2 separate regions of the Homo sapiens genome follow, and region 1 is linked to region 2. The links are chromatin loops, found by intact Hi-C in ENCODE. Cell type or tissue: A673. All regions are shown on one strand.

What was found. Hi-C counts contacts between places; a loop is a spot of excess contacts. Peaks named below come from ENCODE experiments on the same cell type or tissue, not always from the same donor. Only the 100,000 strongest peaks of a DNase experiment are listed, where the experiment ranks them.
Region 1: a loop joins it to region 2, with 2.0 times the contacts of the local background. A loop is called at or near these places in 1 of 110 quality-filtered maps.

The regions. Positions count from the first base shown.
Region 1 is chr13:80,244,423-80,246,922 of GRCh38, reverse strand. No RefSeq gene overlaps it. Among named protein-coding and RNA genes, the nearest start is that of SPRY2, 95 kb to the left of the region's middle. In A673, no CTCF peak of the experiment used is centred here; a DNase peak (open chromatin) is centred at 1,392; H3K27me3 peaks cover 360 bases.
Region 2 is chr13:80,435,913-80,438,412 of GRCh38, reverse strand. No RefSeq gene overlaps it. Among named protein-coding and RNA genes, the nearest start is that of SPRY2, 96 kb to the right of the region's middle. In A673, no CTCF peak of the experiment used is centred here; DNase peaks (open chromatin) are centred at 1,002 and 1,542; H3K27ac peaks cover 395 bases.

The sequences.
Region 1 (2,500 bases), 190 kb after region 2:
TGATATGCAGTTAATTCAAGGGGGAATTTCTATAGTCAAGTGCAGGGTTAAAGATACTATGTTGCTACCTTTGAACATGATTGTAAATGTTATAAGCTTTTACAAAATAAGTGAACATGAAGCATGAAATTAAGCATAGAATGAAAGATAACTTTGTATGCTTTTTAACATTAATGTACATATTCATACATTTAACAAACTTTTATTAAGCAGTGTGTCATGGTAACAAGGGAATGAGCCTTGGAATCAGAAAGATTTGGGTCTACTCTCTGCTATGGCATTAACATTTTGGGAAAGACCCTGAGTCTTATTGAGACTTAGTATATTCATCTGTAAAATAGGGACAGTGATACATAGTTTGAGAGCTATTGAGATACAGATTGAGCATCCCTAATCTGAAAATCTGAAATCCAAAATGCTCCAAAGTCCTACATGATGCCACATGTGGAAGATCCCCCACATGACTTCTTGTGATGAGTCACAGCCAAATGCAATCAAAACTTCATTTCATGCACATAATTATTCAAAAATATCGTATAAAGCGGCCAGGTGCGGTGGCTCACGCCTGCAATCCCAGCACTTTGGGAGGCTGAGGCGGGTGGATTACCAGGCCAAGAGATCGAGACCATCCTGGCCAACATGGTGAAACCCCGTCTCTACTAAAAATACAAAAATTAGCTGGCTGTGGTGACACATGCCTCTAGTCCCAGCTACTCGGGAGGCTGAGGTAGGAGAATCACTTGAACCCAGGAGGCGGAGGTTGCAGTGAGCCGAGATCACATCATTGCAGTCCAGCCTGGGCGACAAGAGCGAAACTCCATCTAAAAAAAAAAAAAGAAATCGTATAAAGTTACTTTCCTCCTATAAGGCATATGTCAAACATAAATAAGTTTCATATTTAGATTTGGGTCCCATCCCCAAGATGTCTCATGATATGTATGCAAATATCCCAAAATCTTAAAAAATCCAAAATCTGAAACAATTCTGATCCCAAGCGTTTTGGATATGGGATACTCAACCTCTAATGCAGACGAAGCATTTATCAACATCTGGGACATTGCTGGTCTTCAATACATGGTAGCTATCATTATCATCATCGTTATTATTGTTATTTTTATTTGCTAGGGTTAAAAATAAACCAGATTAGTCTGAGTTGGAGTAATTGTTTTGTAATTCAATTGCGGAAATACTATTAAAGTTTCAATATCTTAATGCAGAGCTCTGGAACTACATTTATAATTATTATCTGAGACTACTTGACTACTGTGTGTCCTTTGGAGAATGTTGTAATATATTCTAATTCAATAATTAGAGGTATTGAAGAACCATGGGCTGCTCATAAAAGAACAGGAAATGACTAAATAGCCTTGATTTTGGTAACTTGTATTTATGGTTATTCTAATGTATGTAATTAGAAACTACTTAGTGAAACCTGGAGTGGTGGGAATTGATGGTGGGGGGAGGGAATGGGGGCTAAGAGGACGTTTATTGTCAGCCCTGCTGATGATCTTAGCCTTCATCCTGTTGGTGACAGAGAGGCAATGAAAGTTTGTAAGCAGAGGTGTGAAGTGGGCAGATCTGTGTTTGACTACGTGCTTGGAGGAAGGGGTGGAAGATGAACTGAATGGGAAGTGGAGAAGCCAGTTAAAGGGGCACTAATAGGTCATGCGAATATTTCTGAGGAACTGAACTGGTTACAGTTGTAAAGCAATTGACTAATAAAACGGAGAAATGGTGATAGCCCAAAAAAAGGTGGAGTTAACATAAATCTTTAGGAGGTAAAATTGGCAGGGGTTTTTGTTGAATTGGATGGAGTAAATGTAGGAGTAGTTTTCAAGGAAATTGATGACTCAGAGGTAGAGAAAAGTATTGAGAGAAAGGCAAGGGCGTATTTGAAATAAATAAAAAAAAATTCCAAGGATAAAAATCAACCAGACTTGGTAATTAAGTGGATGGGTGGAGGTGAGTAAAAGAACTCATGAATTACTCCAGGAAGATGCCACCTTTTGAGCAACGGAGCATAGCCGAGAAATGTTATTTAGAGGAGAAGTTTATAATGTTTGTTTTAATTCAATTTGTTGACTTTGAAATGCTTATGGGCTATCCAGGTCTAGGTGGTTATAACAGGTAATAACTAGGTGGTTATAACTAGATAATGTGTGTCTGTCCTGCAGACATAAGTCTGGGAGATATAAACAGATATATGACTGCTGACCTCAGGAGTGGAGGACATGTCTTAGAAAGCACGGATCCAGTGACAAAGCAGTGTTTCCCTTAACTTCTCCTTTGTCTTTTCTCATAAGTCTGTTCACCAACAACCATTTTCAAATATGTCTTATTTATTACATAATTCCATGCCAAGATCCTGATTCAGGTTCTTATCTCCCTCTTCCCGAGAGCCTCCAGACAATTGTATCTGCCCCCAGTTTCCTCCTCTAGCACCACCAAAATTTTCTTTCTGTGAGAAAAATCTGACCCATAAATAATCATCTGATTTGGT
Region 2 (2,500 bases):
AAAAAAAGTTTTAAATGTTTCTTTAGAGTACAAGGGAAGCATAACCTCAGTCGAATTATACAATTTTTCTTGTGCTCATATATCAAATCAAGGACTACAAACACCATTTCCTTTTCAGCTGACTACCTCCTGCCTTCCAATATTACAAGTAAAATCTACTTGGTATATTCAGTCATACCATATTTTCAGAGAAGAATCCCAACACATTTCTAAATATCAAATACTATTTTTGAGGGGATAACCTAAGGAACAGTGAGAAATTTCTAATGATTCTTATTTTTGTTTGCTCTGTCCTCCTTTCCTTGTTCTGGATACATGTCCCGAGCCCTTGGCATCAAAGTCAGGGATGGGTTTGCAACCTAGGCTGGGCCAGTTATGTCTCATCTCAGTGTCCAAAGTGGCAGATTCAAGAGAAGGGACATATCTTCAAGCCAGGCAAATCATAGTACTGTCCTGGGTCATCTGGAATTTGAGAAGAGTTTCAAATTTTCAAATCTTTGATCTCAGAGCTGTAATTGAGGCTAAATATTTCATTAGCCACATTTCTAGCTATGGTTCCAGATGGCCCCAGGAGGTCGAGCCAAAGCAGCAGCAGTGATGAGAAGGGAAGGAAAAAGTTCTGATGAGGACCTAGATCGCTGATTTGAGATATTCCTAAAGACAGCTCTACTCCTGCCCTTCCTGGTTTAGATAGAAAAGCCAAAACCATTGTTCTTTTCCTTCAACTAGCTTAAGCTATGTCACTTGCAACCAAGCCCCCTGACTAATAGGACCAGATAATCTTCAGTGCAGGCAGCAGGCAGCATCAACTTCATGAATGTGATACCTTTACTTCTTAAAGGCAGTAATGGCAACAAAATCTAAGAGTGTATTACAGTTTTCTTGTAGAAAGTTTCCCTCCCTTTTACTTCTAGTGGTTTCAGAAACAAAAACAGTTTGCAAAAAAGAAAAAGCATTAGCTCACCATTCTTAGCCCAAGCAGTAATTTAATCTGCCATGTGCTCTTCAAAGCAGATTAACTCTAATCACACAGACTTCCTCTCCATTTAATTATTCTATCTTTCTGTTTGTACTTCACTTCTCATAAAACTTTTATATCTGAAAATTTTAAAATTTATGTAAGATCGACTGTAAGCATTTAGCTCATGTATCAAATTCATTACATCCTGTTAGATATAAGACTAGAAACCTTCTTCAGTGTTGAGTAAGGCAGAACTGTAAAGTGAGGCAAAAGGTAATATAAATAAGAACCAAACTTTTTTAAACTTGGCTGATCCTCTCCTGCTGTGTGCAGCTAATGTTTTGCCTCTGAGAATAGGACTTACTAGCAACCCTGAAGTAAAGACAGGATATTTTTCAACAAGAACTTCTGCTTTGCCAAACATCCCAGTTTGTCTCCAAGGTCTTGAAAAGAAAGAATGAAGAACGGAAACCATAAAGTATGCAGTACAGCTATCATCTAATTACTGAATGAATGGTACAGTTGTTTTGTCTGATTGCGCTGAGCTAGTTATCCACTGCTAGCTTCATTGACAAAAAGGGAACCTACACAAATTATAGGGAAATTCAAGCACTTAAGGAATGTTTTGGTTCAGAGGTTTGCAATGACTATTGGCTTTGGTTTTTGGCAAAAGCTGTCTTTGCCGTATGAACTCAGCTGTGCTGGGTCAGCCTAAAGTGTTCCCAAAAGCCTAGAAGAGGACAGACTTCCGTGTCATCTGTATCCCATCAATAAATTAAAGTGATGTTCTCCAGCTCATGTTTGTTTCTTGGCAGGCTAATCTACAATCAGAAGAAGAAAAGCCTTTCATTTGTGGACTCCAGCTAGAGGAAGGAAGCTTTTGTATGTGGATTCACTGGAGACCAAAATATTAAAAAGTGGAAGAGGAAAACCATATGTTGCAGTTCTCATAAGCAGGCAGCTCAAAGTTCTGGTTAAAGAAATGCTTGAGTTCATTTTACAGAAAAGTAAATATTTTATCATGAGAACAGGGTATACTAATAATATTGATACCTCTGTTACAAACATTGACATTTTAAGTTGTATTCTGTTTTCTCTAATTTTTTAAATCAGGAAAACCTAAGAATTAGATATTTCAAAGAAACACAAAATGACCAAACATTTTAGCATAATTCTTCAAAATGTAACTTAAGAAGGAAAGAAGAGATCCAACAGAATAAAGATAGAAGATAATTTTTATAAGCTTATGATTCCTTCTCTTCTATGAGTCACAGCAAAGTTAGCTGATATTTTATAGTTGCAGCAATTGAATGCAGGTTATAATAGAAGTGGGGAAAATCACTAATAATTATCTGCATCCTATTTCATAGTCAATTCAATAACGTAATGTTAAGATAGTCTCCTTATCTCTTTTGGTTGACAAAGGGTTATCCTTGCCTTCGTATTACTTGTGAATAAGCCTAGTGATGAGAACAAGATTAGTGTGGTCCTCTTCCAACTTCCTATAGGAGAGAATGCAAGAAGATCTTCCCATTCTTT